Linked DNA regions of Homo sapiens: region 1 is linked to region 2. Evidence: chromatin loops called from intact Hi-C (ENCODE). Cell type or tissue: endothelial cell of umbilical vein. All regions are shown on one strand.

Region 1 (5,000 bases), 110 kb after region 2:
GGAAATACAATCCTACAATTTATATGAAATCACAAAAGGCCCAGAATAGACAAAGCTATCCTGAGCAAAAAGAACAAAGCTGGAGGCATCCCATTAGTTGGCTTCAAATTATATTTCAGAGCTATAGTAACCAAAACAGCATAGTATTGGCATAAAATCAGACATGTAGGCCAATGGAACAGAATAGAGAACCCAGAAATAAATCCTTGCATTTACAGTCAATTCATTTTCAAAAAAAGGTGCAAAGAACATACGTCGTGGAAAAGACAGTCTTTTCAGCAAATGATGCTAGAAAAACTGGATATCCATATGCAAAAGAATGAAACTAGATCCCTATCTCTCCACATATACAAAAATCAAATCAAAATAGATTAAAGACTTAAATCTAAGACCTGAAGCCGTAAAACTACTAGAAGAAAGCGTTGAGGAAATTAATTGAGGCAAAGATTTCTTGAGTAAGAGCTCAAAAGCACAGGCAATGAAAGCAGAAGTGGACAAATGGGATCATATACAGCTAAAAAACTACACAGCAAAGGAAACAGTCAACAAAATGAAGAGACAACCCACGGAATGGGAGAAAATATTTGTAAACTATTCCAATGACAAAAGATTAATAACCAGAATATATAAGGATCTCTAATAACTCAATAGCAAGAACCAAATAACTGGATTTAAAAATGGGCAAGAGATCTGAATAGTCACTTCTCAAGGGAAGACATATGAATGGTCAACAGATATCTGAAAAAATGCTCAACATCACTAATTATCATGGAAATGCAATCAAAACCACAATGAGTTACCCCAGTTAAAATGGCTTTCATTGAAAAGACAAAAAACAATGAATGCTGGCGAGGATGCAGAGAAAGGAATGCTGATACACTGTTGGTGAGAATGTAAGTTAGTACAGCCACTATGGAAATCAGTATGGAGTTTCAGCATGGAAAAAAATAAAAAACAGAACTACCATATGATCCAGCAATCCCACTGCTGGGTATATATTCAAAAGAAAGAAAATCAGTATATCAAACAGATACCTGCACTCCTATGTTTATTGCAGCACTATTCACAATAGCCAAGATAAAGAATCAACATAAGTGCCCATCAACAGATGAATGGATGAAGAAAATATGGCACACATACACAATAGAATATTATTCATCCATAAAAATGAATGACATCCTGTCACTTGCAACAACATGGATGGTAATGGAGGTCATTGTGTTAAATAAACCAGGGACAGGAAGAAAAATATTGCATGTTGTTGCTCATATATGGAAGTTAAAAAAGTGATCTAATGGAGGTAGAGAGTAGTCACTGGAGGCTGGGAAGGGTATTGGGGAGGGATGATAAAGAGAGATTGGTTCATGGCTACAAAAATACTGTTAGATAGAAGGAATAAGATACTGAGTTCAGTAGCACAATAGTGAAAATATCGTATATTTAAAAATAACTAGAGAAGTGGATTTGGAATATTCCCAACACAAAGAAATGATAAATGTTTGAGGTGATGGATATACCAATTACCCTGCTTTGATAATTATACATTGTGTTCTTGTATCAAAATATGACATGTACACTATAAATATGTACAACTATTATGTATCTATAAAAATCAAACATTTTTAAAAGGTAAGAAATAGTTCTCATTAAAAATATCACTGAGATTATTTTTCCATTATAAATTATGTTTCAAAGAACCCAACACAATAAGAACATTCAAAACTCATTTGCAACTTCTGTGGAGGTTTTATCTCTAACCCTCTCTCATTTATTTTATCATACTTTTCTAGCTTTAAAACATATTTCCTTTAGATGTCCTGGGATAAAAAAGACAGAGGTCATGTACCCGTTTTGCTTTATATTTAATAAATCTAAATAGAATCAACTGCTAATCATTTCCTTTTACACCTAATGCTTTTATATATACAAAATTATTGGATCAAGGCAAAGGATTCTATAAGGTAGGGAGTGATTCCCTAAGTTGGGCTGTGTATCAGTGTCACTTCTTCAGACATACAGATGCCTGGTATAAAAGTTGGTCACATGAATTGGGTCATTTTTATCATATCCAACTAAAACAGTCAATTGGCCAGGGGGAAAAAGCATTCAGAACACATAACATTGATCAAAGAATGCAATTCTATGCAAGCCTGGTTGCTGAAACTGCCTTCTGTAACCTGAAATTGGTTTTTCTAATTACTGAAACAACCTGCTGTGACTCTAAGACTAGTTTTACCCAAGGCTGTCACTCACCAATCAGAAGTTGCCAGCTCCCCCAAACTTTACTAGTGCCAATAAACTTTCCTACAAAATAATATGCAACATTTCTCGTTTTTGTTTTTGTTTTTTTATAAAACCTCTAACCTCTTTGTTTTACAGACATACCATGGACCACCCAGTCTGTGTGTATGCCCCAAATTATAAGTCTTGCTTCCCAAATAAAACATTTTAAATTTAGAGATTCATCTCTAGTTTTATTTGACTTTGACACTAGTCATAGATCCAGATCACCTGAGTTAGATTTTCCAGTGGTGAAAAATAAAAACTCATGATGTGTCACAGGTGACTCACATATAGCCAAGTGTGAGAGCCACTGTTTTAGACATGAGTATATGCACAGAATGAGTAGCTGCTTACATGTAATGAGTATATAATGAATAGCTGTTTAAATGAGTAGAATGTTTTAATGTCTTCTATTAAAGTCTGAAATATTCTGATAGATTTACCAGAGGTCTACCTACTCTAATTTCTGGATACAAGATGCTGAATTACAATAAATCAGTATTTATGATGTCACTGTAATTGAGTTTGAAATCTAATTAACTTTACATTTTTACATTTTGCCAAATATTGCCAAGTCTATTTTTAACATTAAATGCTCCTGGCTCAGTGATATGGAGAAAAATAACATCTTAAATCATTCAGTAAAACCTAATTATAATTTTAATAAATACATTGTCACTTTTATCAAAGTAGGTTATTCACTAAAATTTTAACCTTTATTAGTTTGCTTAGAATCTTAATGAAATAATAAATCAAATGTAGTATTTTACATCTTAAAATTTTTAGTATTTAAAAAATCTTGGAAGCAATTAATATAAGAAATTTTTATATGTTGACACCAATGGTTTATAATTATTGGATTTTATTTTTCTTGACATGATTATAATAAAAGAAACTTAGTAGTAGTGATCTTCATTGTTGTAGTTGCGGATTTGTTAAAACTCCTTTCTGGTAGGTAAAATAAATCAGCCCATTTTAGCTTTAGGAAAATTCAATGTATATGTATGTGAAGGGTGTTTTATAAGGATATAGGAGTCTCACAGACCCCACTGACAGTACTATAGCTGCCTTCAGATGGGCAGTGGAGCCAGGCCCTGGAAGGCAGTCAGGGTCTTCTCTGCATCTTTCTTCTTTTTTCTCTTTGGGTGCCTGCTTACATTTTTGTTGCTTGTTGTTGTTGGTTTTTTTTTTTTTTTTTTTTTTTGTCGTTCTTTGGACTGTTCTGCTACATTGTCTGTATACAGCAGGAGACATGATAACCAATTGTTTCCAGGTGTTGCATTTCTATTCAGGAGATACATCCAGACAGAAGCTAGAATCTCTTAGACATAGCCAAATTCCAGGAATTTAACTCTAGTACTGGTCAGTGAAGGGCCAAGCAACCCTGAAGTCAGTTTCTATGGCTAGAGTCATAAGGTCATCATGAAAAAAAATTTCAGCCAGAATCCAGTCTGGTAACCTTGTAGATTGCCTAAGTCAGTTTCCAAGGAAGAAGATTACTGGCAGAAAGTTTAGTAGATGTCCACTTGTATTAGTCTGTTCTCACACTGCTATAAAGAACTACCTGAGACTGCATAATTTATGAAGAAAAGAAGTTTAAATGACTCTTAGTTTTGCAGGCTTAACTGGAAGCATGACTGGGAGGCTTCAGGAAGCTTACAATCATGGTGGAGGGTGAAGGGGAAGCAAGCACATTCTCACATGATGGAGCATGAGAAAGAGAGCAGGAGCAAGGGGGGAAGTGCCACACACTTTTAAAACCACCAGATCTCATGAGAGCTCACTCTCTATCATGAGAACAGCATGAGGGAAATCTGCCCCAATGATCCAGACATCTCCCACCAGGTCCCTCCTCCAACACTGGGAATTACAATTCAACATGAGATTTGGGTGGGGACACAACCAAATTATATCACCACTTCCAAGCCTAACTGAACGCATGTGGCTAAAGGGTAACTTTTCTTAATGTTTTGGGTATACTTCATTATTTAATGTACACATTGATGCTGGATTAATATTTAGGGGTAGAACTTCAACAATGTTATTTTTGGAACTTTTAATAAATTGAAGATTTCTCTACTTAAATCTCTTGAACTATCTAGAGAATAAATTTCAGAACTGTATCCTTATTTAATAATTACTAAAATCTGGCTCTAGCCTTCCAATCAAGTACTATTTTGCACTCCTCCTTGTTTCTTCAGCCAAACTGGAGAACTCCTTAATCACAACCCACTCTCCATGCTTTAGCTATCTGTTTAGTTCACTCAAAGGGTCTTCCCACTCATATACTAATATGCCCAAATCTTATACATTTTTCACAGTTGAAATGTCAACCCCTACAATGACCAACTCCTCACACCAAAAGGTGGCATTATTCTATCATTAAACAGTAACTTTCCTACTGTGTACCTTCACGGCTGCACTAAGGAAACAGTACTGAAGATGATATGCTCCTTTCCTCAAGAGGCAAGTGTTAGCCCTATGAGTATGGGTTCAAGAAAAGGAGCAGCACATGCAAAGCCCTGGGGGTCAGAAGAAGCAAGCATAGCAAGATAAAATGTATGAACCAGGCTACAGAGTAGGTCAGACATGTAAGCAGAAACTATTAATACATAAGTCATTTTAGATAGCCTCTACTTTGTCATGAAGACAATGGTATAATCAGTCATAGAATACTTTGATGCAGGAAAGTAAAATGTGCCCTTGCAATGGTTTCC
Region 2 (5,000 bases):
ACTAGGTTACATATACCCTGTGTCCATTGGCTCTAAGCCCATCACAGCACCAGGACTTGCCCAGGAATTGCAGTCCTTTTGGCCTAGACTGCCTTTCAGATTTATTTGGAGCCCAGAGCCCTTTAACTCACAGTGATGAGACTTGCCGGAACTCAAGGTCTGGCCACTGGGATGGAAGAGTCCCCTCTGGCTAGGGCTTGTCTAAATGCTTCCCCCATGAGCACCAGCTGAATTTCACCCTGTGTTGCCTTCTGCTGTAACAGGGCAGCTCTGAGTTTTAATGCAAAATCCCACAGTAACTGTGCTCTCCCTCCTCCACACACCATGTGGCTGCTGCCTGAAGAAGGGGATGAAGGAGGGGTGGTGTAGACAATTTGAATGTCTGTCCCATACACGTGGCCAGGAAGCATATGAAAAAATGTTCAACATCACTAATCATTACAGAAATTAAAATCAAAACCACAATGAGATGTCATCTCACACAAGTCAGAATGGCTATCATTAAAAAGTCAAAAAATAACAGATGCTGGTGAGATTGTGGAGAAAAGAGAATATTTATACACTGAGAGTGGGAATGTAAATTAGTTCAGCCACTGTGGAAAGCAGCTTGGCGATTTCTCAAAGAACTTAAACCATGCAACCCAGGAATCCCATTATTGGGTATATATACAAAGGAATATAAATCATTCTACCATAAAGACATATGCACACATATGTTCATCGCAGCACTATTCACAATAGCAAAGACTGGAATCAATCTCAATGCTCATCAATGGTAGACTGGATAAAGAAAATGTTATATACCGTTGAATACTATGTAGCCACAAAGAAGAACAAGATCATGTCCTTTGCAGCAACATGGATGGCGCTGGAGGGCATTGTCTTAAACAAACTAATGCAGGAACAGAAAGCCAAATACCACATGTAGATCACTTTCTGTGAGCTAAACATTGACTACACATGGAAACAAAGAAGGGAACAATAAATCCTGGGGCCTACTTGAGGGTGGAGGGTGGGAAGAGAGCAAGGATCAACAAACTCTATCGGATACTATCCTTATTACCTGAATGGTGAAATAATCTGTACACTAAACCCCTGTGACATGCAATTTACCTATATAACAACCTGTACATGTACTCCTGAAAGTAAAAGTCAAAAAAAAAACCAAAACTGTCTTTCCTACCCTCTTCAATGCCTATTTCCTTGATAGGATGTTAAAACCTGTTGCTGAGATTGCTCATCTGATTTTTGATTTTCATGAAGGTGCTTTCTTGTGTGCATAGTTGTTCAATTTGGTGTTCCTGTGGAGGGGGAAGATCATTGGAGGGTCCTATTCAGCTATCTTGCTGTGCTTCCTCTCAGAACCACTTTCTTGCTTGCTCCTGCCACACCGGCCTTTCCTGTCCTCAAAATTGCCCAGCACTTTCCTGTCTCAGGCACTACGTACATGCTATTGCTCCTGTTTTGTACTCACTTTCTTCTCTCACCTGGTTAATTCCTACCCATCCCTCACACCTTAGCTTCAATGCCACTTCCTCAGAGGGCACTTCCATGATGCCCCTAATCGACAATTGGTTCCTCATTATTCTCTCTTAGTATTCTTCATAGAGCCTCATTTGTAATTTATTTTGTAATTACATATTTATTTGTACATTTGCTTGTTTATATGGCTCTTCTGTTAGACTGTGAATTTCATGAAGGCAGACATCCTGTCTGGTTTCTTTCTGAGCCACATCCCAGCACTTAGCACAATGCATGGTACTTGAAATGAGTGCCTGAGACATATCTGTTCAAAGAATGAATGTATGTGTGGATTATATGAAACGATTGAAAAAAAACCTGGACTCTGTTAAATTACAAATTGTGTAACTATAACGGATTGAGTGAAAAATTATTGACTGAGACATCAGAGATCCTGTTGACAGTCAAGAGTTGGTTCAGTGGTTATGGCAAAATGGCACCAGGTCAGTAAAGAAAGAAGCGAGGGGATGGTTCAATAGGGAGATGTGGGGATGGAGTGCTGGGGCTCTGAGATGAGCAGGGTGAGGGTGCACATGCTGGTAGGAAATGCAGATCTGATGAAGACTGGTGAGGTGAGAAACAGGAATTGGGACAAAAAGCTGTCAAAGAAGTCAACACAGTGGATACAAATAGTCTTGGCACGTAGTGGGGTTCTGTATCCATGAAATGAATAGTAACAGCAGAAATCCAGATAAAGAGGAAAAATGGGAGAGCATTTTGAATGCTCTCTCATTCTATCCCATGGATTCTACTTTGAATCTATGTTTATGAAGTCTGTGGAGTCAGTGAGTCATAAGACCATATCCTGCTTTTCTCAGGCTTCAGAGACCAAACATGAAAAACAACATCTTTCTTTTCAGCCCAGTTGTCACTATTTTTAAAAGAGGAGGAAGTTCTTACTGTAATTCAACAGGTTCTGTTTCCTACTCATTAGTTTTCTAATATTCGTCATGCAGTTAGAATGACTGAATTTATAATGACAAATATGCCTGCCCTCAATAAAAGTCATGAGGATCATGGATTTACATTCTGGAAATAAGTAAATGTAGGGGTCAAGGCTTGGAAAAATTTTGAATAAAAATAAATTGATGGGCTGAAAGGTACAGCAATATAAATTTCTCTTCCACCATAAAACATGTAGGGGTGGAAGGTGGAGATTTTGCAGGAAAGGCAGTGAGGCAAGAAGCATCAAGATAGCTGGGTTTCTGTTTTATCTGTAAAATAAGAGTAAAGGCAAACCTGTCCAACAAGGCCAGGTGTGGGCGTGGACAGGGCAGGGTTGGAGTCACTCAGATTATTTTGAACAGAAAGCAAAGGTGATGGTTTTGATTGGTCTGTTTCCAGTTTTGTTTTTTCAGGTAGTAGGAGTAGATAGCAGACATGAAGGAAACTGAAGGCTTAAGGAACAGGCTGGGAACAAAATTCAGCAGGAGGGCAGGGAAGAAGCAGATAGGGCAATTCCTGTAACTTAAGGGAGTTTGCCCTGAGCAGCATGGAAATGAGGAGTTGATTCATGTAGCCTTGGTTTATTGCAATTAGACACTCCCAAGTTTTAGTAGATATTCAACAGCTAGGCAATAAATGCATTCTAGAACTGTTTCCTTTTCCAGTGAAGAGAAACTACTTTGAATCCATGTTTATGAAGTCTGTGGAGTCAATAGGTCATAAGACCACATCCTGCTTTTCTCAGGCTTTGGAAACCAAATATGAGAAATAACACCTTTCTTTTCAGCCAGTCGTCACTATTTTTAAAAGAGGAGGAAATTCTTACCATAATTCAACAGGTTATTTTCCTTCTCATTAGCTTTCCAATATTCATCATGCAGTTAGAATGACTGAACTTAGAATGACAAATATGCCTGCCCTCAGTCATGACCAAAATATCAAATGCTCTATTTTGGTAATTTGAGCTTGTGCATTGCAAGCCCAGTTTCTCCTGACTCCACAGGTCTTCTCCTTGCAAAGACTTATCCAACCTTAACAGATAAATCCAGGGTTCTGTATAGCCTTGGGCAAGTTGATCTCATAAGAATAGAGACTTTAGTGGCTAAAATCTTATACAAATAAGCAGTAATAGTCATTTTATATAAAAAGTATAGTGGTAAAAAAGTCATCAAGCCTCTTTGCTTCAATAAGCACTCCAATGACGTAAACCCATTGATGAGCTACTGGGAAAGGAAAAACTATGTAGTTCTCAGTGTTAATTTGGGGGAGGGGATGGCTCATCCTGATTTTTACAGGGCAAGGTACAGGTCTTGAACAGCCCCCATCTCCTCACTCACTCTCACTGTATGGACACAGGAATGTTATGTTTATTAATCATTTATGGTATTTTATATTACTGAACCTCTACAGGATGAAGGCATCTTCTGGTGTGTAGGGTTGAGGAAATTTCACCTAAAGATTGGGGCCATTTATGGCATCAATCATTTGGCTAAAATATGTATTTCTGTGGCCAGAACACTGAAGGAAGCCCTGCTTGTGCTGACTGGGGAGGAGAAGAGGAAGGCCCTGATGGTTGTGTGGAAACCAGTCTCTCTTGATCTTCACCACAATGTAGCCAAGATGTCTAGAAGGAGTTTTAGGATGTTCAGATGGTCCCCTCCATAGGAAGCTGAGCCAGAACTTTGGAAGTAAGAACACAGGTACAAGGCTGTAAATTTGTCCCAGCCATTTAGGGTTAAGTAAAACCACTCAGATAGAGCATAAACTAGGACAAGGTCTATAAGCCCTGGGTGCACACCACCATATACAAAATCAGAAAATGATAGTTTATATTCCAGAGAGTTTTCATATATTTATATATTTTGTGTTCCTTTTATTTATTTGTTTGTTTGTTTTACTTGGTATAAAAAAAAGAAAACATTTGTGAAAGGTCTTAATTGTGCTAAGGGGGAAACAAAGAAATGAGTTTGTGCTCACACTTTGGCCAAAATTAAAGGGCACAGTGTTCAACTAGGGATCAGTATGAGTGACAGCAACAATTGAAATGTGAGAGCCTTAAGTAGAATGTGGATCTGGGAGACTAGCTGTTGGGTTCCATTTGAAGATTCTCTTATAAAATAGAAGCATAGTCGTGCCACGTTTCCTTTTACTGAGGAATTTGCTTTCGCTTTCCAGGTAAACCCAGACCTTTAAAGTGAAAGCATCATCACAGTCTCAGGACTAAGATTCAATGCTGACCTTTAGCTGTTTTCATTGCAGGATATTAGCTCACCAGACAGCTGGGTGAGATAACCTCTCTTTTAAAATAAAGCAACCCTAAGGGATTGGAGCAGCAATAATTACCCTCTTATTTCTGCAAGAAACATTTATTACATTTGAAGCTGGCCTCATGATAGTCAGTATTTGCTTGAAAAACAGATGTGTTAGTTCCATCTGGACTGGGCTAATGCTTGAATCTTGTCATTAACAATGTATTTGTGTTCGTCATTCCTCGTTTTCTGCATATTTTTAAGGAATTTTTCCTAATAAGGGAA

What was found. Peaks named below come from ENCODE experiments on the same cell type or tissue, not always from the same donor. Only the 100,000 strongest peaks of a DNase experiment are listed, where the experiment ranks them.
Region 1: a loop joins it to region 2, with 2.6 times the contacts of the local background. A loop is called at or near these places in 1 of 110 quality-filtered maps.

The regions. Positions count from the first base shown.
Region 1 is chr1:207,387,714-207,392,713 of GRCh38, forward strand. No RefSeq gene overlaps it. Among named protein-coding and RNA genes, the nearest start is that of CR2, 64 kb to the right of the region's middle. In endothelial cell of umbilical vein, no CTCF peak of the experiment used is centred here; DNase peaks (open chromatin) are centred at 1,198 and 2,548; H3K27ac peaks cover 328 bases.
Region 2 is chr1:207,279,903-207,284,902 of GRCh38, forward strand. All of the region lies in intron 2 of LINC02942 (long intergenic non-protein coding RNA 2942), which reads left to right. The region is part of intron 1 of LOC107985251 (a long non-coding RNA gene); the gene reads right to left. Among named protein-coding and RNA genes, the nearest start is that of CD55, 39 kb to the right of the region's middle. In endothelial cell of umbilical vein, no CTCF peak of the experiment used is centred here; DNase peaks (open chromatin) are centred at 2,359, 3,189 and 4,719; H3K27ac peaks cover 3,813 bases.